Linked DNA regions of Homo sapiens: region 2 is linked to region 1. Evidence: chromatin loops called from intact Hi-C (ENCODE). Cell type or tissue: PC-3. All regions are shown on one strand. Links, peaks and the distances in the headings refer to the core of each region. The heading gives the core; the rest is flanking DNA. Region 1 overlaps ZXDB (zinc finger X-linked duplicated B). Region 2 has its middle 110 kb from the start of ZXDA.

Region 1 (5,392 bases), core at 299-5,298:
ACCGGAGAGGCCTTACCAGTGCGCGTTTTCTGGCTGCAAGAAGACATTTATCACAGTGAGTGCTCTGTTTTCCCATAACCGCGCCCATTTCAGGGAACAGGAACTGTTTTCCTGCTCTTTTCCTGGCTGCAGCAAACAATATGACAAGGCTTGTAGGCTGAAAATTCACCTGCGGAGTCACACCGGCGAGAGACCTTTCCTTTGTGACTTTGATGGCTGTGGCTGGAACTTCACTAGCATGTCCAAACTCTTAAGGCACAAAAGAAAGCACGACGATGACCGGAGGTTCATGTGCCCTGTGGAAGGCTGTGGGAAATCTTTCACGAGGGCGGAACATCTGAAAGGCCACAGCATAACCCACCTGGGCACAAAGCCTTTCGTGTGTCCTGTGGCAGGCTGCTGTGCCAGGTTCTCTGCTCGCAGTAGCCTCTACATTCACTCCAAGAAACACCTGCAGGATGTGGACACTTGGAAAAGCCGTTGCCCGATCTCCTCTTGTAATAAACTCTTCACATCCAAGCACAGCATGAAGACGCACATGGTTAAAAGGCATAAGGTGGGCCAGGATCTCTTAGCTCAGCTAGAAGCAGCAAATTCTCTCACACCCAGCAGTGAACTTACCAGCCAGAGACAGAATGATCTCAGTGATGCAGAGATAGTGTCTCTCTTCTCTGATGTACCTGACAGTACTTCTGCTGCATTGCTGGACACAGCATTGGTGAACTCTGGAATCTTGACTATTGATGTGGCTTCTGTGAGCTCGACTCTGGCAGGGCACCTCCCTGCTAATAATAATAATTCCGTAGGGCAGGCTGTGGACCCTCCGTCCTTGATGGCCACCAGCGACCCTCCTCAAAGTCTGGATACCTCTCTCTTTTTTGGAACGGCGGCCACTGGTTTTCAGCAGAGCTCCTTAAATATGGATGAGGTCTCAAGTGTAAGTGTGGGGCCATTGGGATCTCTGGACTCTTTGGCCATGAAAAACTCCAGTCCAGAGCCTCAGGCTTTGACACCCAGCAGTAAGCTAACAGTGGACACAGATGCTCTGACTCCTTCGAGCACCCTTTGTGAAAACAGTGTCTCAGAACTACTGACACCAACCAAAGCGGAGTGGAACGTACATCCTGACTCTGACTTCTTTGGACAGGAGGGAGAAACCCAGTTTGGATTCCCCAATGCAGCAGGAAACCATGGTTCTCAGAAAGAAACAGATCTTATCACTGTGACTGGCAGCTCATTTTTGGTATGAACCAACTCTATTCATTCCTCATCATGTGGCTTACTTTTATTACAGTCAATTTTGAGGATATTCTGGACTAAATATTTAAGTGCAGTCATTTCTTTTTGGTTTGCAAAAAGAGCACAGCCCTGGACTACAAGTTTGGAGATTTAAATTCTGATCTTGAGTTTGGAACTGACAAGTTGTGTGACCCTGAGCAAGTCAGTTAACCTATCTGAGCCTTAATTTCCTTATTTATAAATTGAGGTGGTTTGAATAGATTGCTTTTAAGGTCTTTCTGCTCTGTGATTCCTTGATAATACATTTCTTTCCTTGAAAAATATGAGGACGTTTTTCAGTGATGTGGCATGCGTTTTTTTTTAACTGCCCCCCCAGCCCTGACATGTTCTTTTTTTGGCAAACATACATAATGTTACATCATACTATGATGAACATCCATGTACTTTTCACTCAATTTCAGCAATTATGAATCCATGAACAATCTTTTTTAACTTAGCCTCACTCACTCCCCATGTTCTAGTATTATTTTGTAACAAATAGCAGACATCTGATCATTTTATCCATAAATATTCTTTATATATCTCTGAAAGCTATGGGATGATATGGAAAAAAATGATAATTCCATTATCGCAAGTGATATTTACAGTAATTCTTTAATATCAGTAAATATCCAGTGAGGGTTCAAACTTCCAATTGCCTCATAAATGCTACTTGTTTTATTATTTTTAATTAGTAGAATCCCGTAAATCTCCTAAGTGTCTTCTTAATCCGTATGTTTCCCTTTCATCTTTCTTTTTTTCCTTGCGATTTTGTTTATGAAATGAGGTTGTTTCACATGTAGCATTTGCCACAATTTAAGTTTTGCTAATTGCATCCCTATGGTAATGTTTGCTTTCCTCTATCCTCTGTTTCTTTAATTTGCTAGTTATGTCTAGAGACTTGATGAGATTGAAACATGGCTTTTGGCATGAATGTTTCATAGGTTATGTTGTGTTCATTTAGTAGGTGGCGCATAATCTGTGGTTTTCTCTCTTTTTGTGGTATTAGCAGCTGCTGCAGATAAATGCATTAATTCATGATGCTTCTGATATGATGAGTCATCTTTGTAGAGTTACTAAGCATTAGCAAAGGAGGAAATGCTATGTAATAGAAATATTATTCAATGCCAAAATATTTTCTTAAATAGTCATAGAACTAACAAGAAAAAATAGATAGCAAAAAAATGTGTTGGCTGTTCTCACTGTTTATCTTCCTAACTTCTTTTGATGATGGAAGGCAGTTTTGTGGAAATTGCCAGCCAGGACTTTGACATGAAACAGACCCAGGGCTAAATTTTGGCTCTGTGGTGTTGGATAAGTGGCCTTGAATAAATTAGTTATTAAGCTTCAGTTTTCTAGCTTTTAACTGATTATAACAATGCACACACATACCTGACACACTGTTAAATTTTCTTCTCTTCCTGTTTCTTATGTTAAGGAAAGATACTCTGTGTTTTGGCATATGTTGGTGAATTTGTACCATTTTTATCCTCTCAGTCCTTCCTTTTATAAGACAATAATTGGAGTAGTTTAATCTTATTCATGTGCAGATAAAAGAGGTTTATGAAGTTTAGGGTGAAGTAGGCAAGGGAATCTGTTTACTCCCTCTTCCCTCTACTGAATAATTTTCCCTCTACTGAATAATTTTCCCTCTAAGAATTGCTGTGGGTAATACCAGGAGTGGGGACATTGCCCACATGCATAAGAGCGTATCTCTCCATTCGATCAGTTTGTCACCATCTTTGCTCTGTTTTGAAAGTCAGGCTTCTCTGTGACTGTGAAGCCTGCTGTTCCCTGAAAATCTGATAATGGAGCAGTGGAGGTTTTTTTCTTTCTGTGCTCTGTAGATCTCATTGTTTGCACTTGTAATTTCCCAGAGTTGAAAGGAAAGATTGAACTGGAATATTGTGTAAACTATCTGTCTTACATTAGTGTAGCATTTTGCAATTTGGGGAACATCTTCACAATTTGTGTCTCGTTGTTCAGAACAACCCTGTGAAGTAGTTTTGGCAATGTCTGTGTTACATTTCATGTAATTTAGCCAACTCCCATTCCAACTAGGCTTTGGCTAAATCTGACAATTTTATATATAGCTTAAAACAAAGAATATACATTCTTTTCACCCCTCCCAGTCTACCCATCCAGCCTTCATGATTCATTCCTGTGTCAAGGTTAGTCGCTGTTTTCCATTTGAATTGGTTTCTTTTATGGTCAGTTTACTTTCTTCCCTCTCCCCTCCCTTTCCTGCACATCCCCATCCTTGCTATGCCTTTCTGTCCTCTTTTATAATGGATATATCTTTTTCCTGCCATTATCCCTCAGACATTCTCCTCATGGCACATTTTCTTCAAATGCTAACATTTACTGAGTGTACATTGAAGTTCTGTGCATACAGGAAGAAGTTATTTTCTGAGCTTAGATAATACTATGTGTATATGTGATTAAAATGAAGATTATTTTCTAAAGCCTTCAAATTAGAAGTGGATTTCTGTTTCATTACTTCCGTTTTAAAAGTTTTTGCCAGAGAGTTTTGCTAAATACTCTCTTATTTGCTCTAGTGTACTAGTCCAGTAGTGTTTGCATGTGGATGTCTGTGGATGACAGTTATTGTAGCACTTTGGCAGTGCACTAAAATTTTGCCACTATGAAATGTTTCTTTATTGTGTGTGCGTGTGTGTTTTGAAATACGCACACAGCCACACCCACATATATATTAAAAGTGGTTGTATTCATTTAGTGAAAAACAAAAAGTAGATGTACTTCTGTAAATCAGATAAATGCTTGGAATTTGATTGTCTACCCAATCAACAGTTTTCCCTCTTTGCTCTGGAAATATTTGTACTCATATAGCATATTTCAAAAATGTTGTCATTCATTAAGGCCTCTTAAATAGACCACTATTTTTTGTGTCTGGCAGATGAGTATGTCAAGGATTGAGATGAACACATAAGTCTTGGAAATTAAATAAATTTATAAACATAAAGATAATTTAATGCTGTGACTTCATTTTTTAAATTCTTTAAACCAACTTTCTCCCAATAAAAAATTATAAACTATGTCTTTTCCTACTTACTCCTGGAATTTTCAAAGGAAAATTTTACGTTCTCAAAGGGAACAGCTTTTATTTGTCCATGGGCTCACAAAGTTTCACTGAACAAATTTGTTCAAATGATTTCTCTTTCAACATCATTTTCTAGCAAAATCATGGAGAACAGCTTTACACTTTCAAGGTAATAGGTATAATTCTGTTGGTGGTGACAAGCTGCACTTAACTAGTCTGAAAAAAGTTGCCATCACTCCTTTTAAATAATGGTACTTGTTTTAATTTCATCCTGTTTCCTTTCTGCTTCTCCTCAGGCATTGACTTATTAAAACTTCTCGTCAATTGCAAACACAGTAACATAATGGCTTAAAAAGAATTATGTTTCTAGGGGCTCCATTGATCATGTTGGTCATAAGCTAAAAATACACTGACATTTGTATTTTTTACCAATTAGTATAATTAATACAACAAAATGCTTGAGTAGTAGTCGAGAAACATGGATAGACTATGAAGTTTGTCTCTGTGACCTACATTGTTCATGTTCATGTCCAGGAAACATATAAGAAAGCAATTTGTAAGCTGGAGATTATACTGTATATATTCCAAATTAACAAATATTTACTGAGCGTCATTGTGAAGATTACACCATAACATATTGAAGGGTCTGTGAGAGGAGTACTATATAACCCTGACCTTTAAAGAGATCGCCATTGATGGGAGGAGATAGAAAAATAATATATTAAACTATTGAAGAACAAAAACGGAAAAATGTTTACTTTGGCACCAAATGAAAATGATTAAGAGGTTAACAAAAAAAAAGCAGTAAGAATAATGAGACATTTATTCTGGGCACAGAGAAGAGCCACCAAATATGTTTTAATAGAGGAGTCAGACAATGAAAATTATGTTTTAGAAAAGTTAATGTCATGCAAGTGTACAATGTGGATTAGATGGGAAAGACCGGAATAGGAAAATCAGTGAGAAAGCTTTTGCAGCAATCAAGGTGTGATATGAAGGATGAAGCCAGGACTAGGATGGTGTCAGTGGAGAGGTATTGGAAATATTTTCAAA
Region 2 (5,392 bases), core at 184-5,183, 210 kb after region 1:
TGACATCAGCAGACAGATCATGAAGGAAGAAAATCAACAAACTCTGGTTTTTAACTGAACCCTAGACCGAATGGACCTAATAGACACTAACAGAACACTCTACAAAACAACTTCAGAATATACATTTATTTCCTCTGCACACTGAACATTCTCCAGAATTTACTATATGCTTGGCAATAAAGCAAGTCTCAATACATTCAGACATCAAAATTATATGAAGTGTCTGCTCATACCACAGTAGAATAAAATTAGAAATCAATACCAAGAAGAACTCAAAATTACACAAGTACATAGAAACTAAACAACATGCTCTGGAACAACTTTTGGATAAACTGTAAAATAAAGGCAGAAACCATAAAATGTTTTAAAACAAATGAAACATAGCAACAAGCAGAAACACAGCATACCAAAACTACTGGAATACAGCAGAAACAGCTAAGAGAAAAATTAATATCATTAAATGCCTACATTGAAAACTAGAAAGATTTTAAATTAAGAATCTAATATCAAAACTCAAGGAACTAGAAACACAAGGACAACCTAACCCGAACACTAGCAGAAGAAACCTCAAAGGTGGCAGAATAACAAAGATCAGATCACAATTAAAGGTCAGGAAACAACAGGTGCTGGAGAGGATGTGGAGAAATAGGAACACTTTTACACTGTTGGTGGGACTGTAAACTAGTTCAACCATTGTGGAAGTCAGTGTGGCGATTCCTCAGGGATCTAGAACTAGAAATACCATTTGACCCAGCCATCCCATTACTGGGTATATACCCAAAGGATTATAAATCATGCTGCTATAAAGACACATGCACACGTATGTTTATTGCAGCACTATTCACAATAGCAAAGACTTGGAACCAACCCAAATGTCCAACAATGATAGACTGGATTAAGAAAATGTGGCACATATACACCATGGAATACTATGCAGCCATAAAAAATGATGAGTTCATGTCCTTTGTAGGGACATGGATGAAGCTGGAAACCATCATTCTCAGCAAACTATCACAAGGACAAAAAACCAAACACCGCATGTTCTCACTCATAGGTGGGAATTGAACAATGAGAACACATGGACACAGGAAGAGGAACATCACACTCTGGGGACTGTTGTGGGGTGGGGGGAGGGGGAGGGATAGCATTAGGAGATATACCTAATGTTAAATGACGAGTTAATGGGTGCAGCACACCAACATGGCACAGGTATATGTAAGAAACCTGCACATTGTGCACATGTACCCTAAAACTTAAAGTGTAATAATAATAAAATAAATAAATAAATAAATAAATAATAAATAAATAAATAAAGAATTGCCAGTGATAACAAGAATGAAGTCATCAGTAAACCTACAGAAACATGCAATAATACTTTTATAATCTCTTCTCCTCAGTATAAAAGTAATATAACTTCTAAAGTGGTAAGTTTTTTTTACAATAAGCATGCATTCATATATTACTTTCATAATAAAAAGACTATAAAAATGCAAATAAAAAAGATTGAGACAATGATAAAAAGTATCAATAAAACAAAAGTTGGCCCTTTGAAGAGATAAAATTGACAGACCATTACCTAGACTAACCACGAAAAAAGGGAAAAATTTAAATTAGCACAATAAAAAAAATGAGCGTGGCATTACAACTGGTACAACAGAAATACAAAAGATTGCCAGAGACTATTGTGAACACCTCTATGTACACAAAGTACAAAACCTAGAGGAAATAAATGAATTTCTGGAAACCTCTCAAGAGTAAACTAAGAAGAAATATGAATCCTGAACAGACTAATAATGAGTAATACAGTAGAATCAGCAATAAAATATCCTTCTCCAACAACAACAGAAAACCCAGGACCAGGTGGAGTCACAGGCAAATTTTACCACATGTATAAAAAACATTGTATCAATCTTACTGAAACTATCCAAAAAAATCAAGGAAAAGGAATTCCTCCCTAATTCATTCTATGAAACCAGTATCACTCTGATAATCATGCAAAGATACAACAACAACAACAACAAAAAAAAACTACAGGCCAGTATCCCTGATGAACTTAAATACAAAAATCCTCAGGAAAATACTAGCAAACCACATCCAGCTGCACATAAAGAAGATAATAAATTATGATTAAGTGGATTCTATTCTAGGATGAAAGGATGGTTCCACATACACAAATAAATAAATGAGATTCACCTCAAACAGAATTAAAACCAAAAACCATAAGATCATCTTAATAGATGCAGAAAAAGCTTTTGATAAAATTAAACATCCCTTCATGATAAATAACCTCAACAAGCTAGGCATCAAAGGAACATACCTCAAAATAATGAGAGCCATATATGATAAACAGCTAAAACAGCATAGTATTGGCACAAAAATGGACACATAGATCAATGGAATAAAATAAAAAATATAGAAATTAAGCCACATAGCTATAACCAACTGATTCTCAACTAAGTAACAAAAATAAACAATGGGGAAAGGACATTCTAGTGAATAAATGATGCTGAAAAAAAATGGACAGCCATATGCAGAAAAATGGAACTGAACATTGTGAAAGGAAATTAACTTGGGCCCCCAAAATCACTAAGGAAAACTTAAGCTGGAAACTGCTCCGGGAAAACCTGCCTCCCATTCTATTCAAAGTTATCCCTCTGTTACTGAGATAGATGCATATCTGATTACCACCTTTGGAAATGCTAATCAGAAACTCAAAAAATGCAACCATTTGTTTTTCACCTGTGTGAGCTGGAAGCTCCCTCCCCACTTCGAGTATTCCTGCTTTTGCTTCAAGTTGTCCTGCCTTTCCAGACTGAACCAATGTACTTCTGATATGGTTTGGCTGTGTCCCCATGCAAATCTCAAATTGAATTGTGTCTCCCAGAATCTCCACCTGTTCTGGGAGGGACCCAGGAGGAGATAATTGAATCACAGGGGCCAGTCTTTCCCTTACCATTCTCATGATAGTGAATAAGTCTCACAAGATCTGATGGGTTTATCAGGGATTTCTGCTTTTACTTCTTCCTCATTTTTTCTTGCAGCCACCATGTAAGAAGTGTCTTTCACCTCCCACCATGATTCTGAGACCTCCCCAGCCATGTGAAACTGTAAGTCCAATTCAACCTCTTTTTCTTCCCAGACTTAGATATGTCTTTATCAGCAGTGTGAAAATAGACTAATACAGTAAATTGGTACCAGTAGAGGGGGGAATTGCTGAAAAGATAACCAAAAATGTGGACGTGACTTTGGAACTGGGTAACAGGTAGAGGTTGGAAGTTTGGAGAGCTCAGAAGACAGGAAAATGTGGTAAAGTTTGGAACTTCCTAAAGGCTTGTTGAATGGTTTTACCCAAAATGCTGATAGCAATATGGAAAATAAGATCCAGGCTCAGGTGGTCTCAGGTGGAGATGAGGAACTTGTTGGGAACCAGAGCAAAGGTGAGTCTTGTTATGTTTTAGCAAAGAGATTGGTGGCATTTTGCCCCTGCCTTAGAGATTTGTGGAACTTTGAACTTGAGAAAGATGATTTAGAGTATCTGGTGGAAGAAATTCAGCAGCAAAGCATGCAAGAGGTGAATTGGGATATTAAAGGCATTCAGTTTTAAAAGGGAAACAGCATAAAAGGTCAGAAAATTTGCAGGCTGAATATGATATAGAAAAGAAAAACTCATTTTCTGGGAAGAAATTCATGCCCACTGCAGAAATCTACATAAGTAGCAAGAAGCTTAATGATAATTCCCAAGACAATGGGGAAAATGTCTCCAAGGCATGTCAGAGGTCTTCACAGCAGCCCCTCCCATCACAGACCCCAAGGTCCAGGAGGAAAAAGTGGTTTGTGGGCCAGGCCCAGGGTCCCTGTGCTGCATACAGCCTAGGGAGTTGGTGCCCTGTGTCCCAGCTACTGCAGCCATGGCTGACAGAGGGTAATGTAGAGCTCAGGCTGTGGCTTCAGAGGGTGGAGGCTCCAAGCCTTGGCAGCTTCCACATGGTGTTAAGCCTGCAGATGCACAGAAGTCAGGAATTGAGGTATGGGAATCTCCACCTAGATTTCAGATGTATGGAAACATCTGGATGCCCAGGCAAAAGTTTGCTGCAGGGAAGGGGCTCTCATGGAAAACCTCTGCTAGGGTAGTGTGGAAGGAAAAATTGCACATTCTAAAATATTTGAAGAGATTTATTCTGAGCCAAATATGAGTGTTCAAGGCCTGTGACACAGCCCTCAGTTGGTCCTTAGAACATGTGACCAAGGTAGTTTGGGGTGCAGCTTGGGTTTATACATTTTAGGAAAATTTGAGACTTCAATCATATACATTTATGAAATACATTGGTTCAGTACAGAAAGGTGGGACAACTTGAAGCAGAGGCTTTCAGTGTACAGGTAGACTTAAAAGTTTTTGGAATGAAAATAGGTTGAATTTGTTTAAAGACCTGGTATCAACAGAAAGGAAACGTCTGAGTTGTGATAAGAGGGTGTGTAGAAGAAAATTTTATCATGCAGATGAAGCCTCCAGGTAGCAGCTTTCAAAGAGAACAGATTGTAAATGCTACTTATCAGACTTAAGGTCTGTGTTGATGTTAATATAGGAGAGAGATAATGAAGCATGTCTGAGCCCCAGTTCTCATCTTGAACTAAACCAATCTTTCAGGTTAAATTTTAAGAGTTCACTGGCTGAAAAGGAAGCTTATTCAGAAGGTTGGGGGGTGGGACTCAGAATTTTATTTTTGGTTTAAAATATGATCTTATTTCTTTTTTATGGCTGCATAACATTCTATGGCTTTTATGTACCACATTTTCTTTATCCAGTCTGCATTTATGGGCATTTAGTTTGATTCCATGTCTTTGCTATTCAAAGTGCCTATTTTTAAAAAGTCAAAAAACAACAGATGTTGGCAAGGATGCAGGAAAAACAGCATGCTTATACACTGTTGGTGGGAATTTAAATTATGTCAACCTCTTTGGAAAACTATGGAGATTTCTTAAAACACTTAAAATAGAACTGCAATTTGACCCAACAATCCCACTACATGGCATGATCACACAGAAAAAAGTCATTATATAGAAAAGAAACCTGCACTCATATGTTCACCGCTGTGATACAGACCCAATGACTGGAGAAACAGCAGGGTCCTTTTTCACTTTTTTTCTTTTTTTTAATTATAATACTTTAAGTGTGAACAACGTGCAGGTTTGTTACACGTGCTTTGTTGGTGTGCTGCACCCATTAACTCATCATTTACATTAGGTATTCCTCTTAATGCTGTCACCCCTTGATCCCCCTACACCACGAGAGGCCCCAGTGTGTGATGTTCCCCTTCCTGTGTCCAAGTGTTCCCATTGTTCAGTTCCCACCTATGAGTGAGAACTTGCAGTGTTTGGTTTTCTGTCCTTGAAA

Evidence for each region. Peaks named below come from ENCODE experiments on the same cell type or tissue, not always from the same donor. Only the 100,000 strongest peaks of a DNase experiment are listed, where the experiment ranks them.
Region 2: a loop joins it to region 1, with 4 times the contacts of the local background. A loop is called at or near these places in 9 of 110 quality-filtered maps.

Annotation. Positions count from the first base shown.
Region 1 is chrX:57,593,212-57,598,603 of GRCh38, forward strand. It overlaps ZXDB (zinc finger X-linked duplicated B), which reads left to right. Exons shown (of 1, transcript NM_007157.4): 1 at 1-4,266. The coding sequence ends at 1,249. Among named protein-coding and RNA genes, the nearest start is that of ZXDB, 3.9 kb to the left of the region's middle. In PC-3, for the core only: no CTCF peak of the experiment used is centred there; a DNase peak (open chromatin) is centred at 2,310; H3K4me3 peaks cover 3,471 bases; H3K27ac peaks cover 2,320 bases.
Region 2 is chrX:57,799,532-57,804,923 of GRCh38, forward strand. No RefSeq gene overlaps it. Among named protein-coding and RNA genes, the nearest start is that of ZXDA, 110 kb to the right of the region's middle. In PC-3, for the core only: no CTCF peak of the experiment used is centred there; no DNase peak of the experiment used is centred there.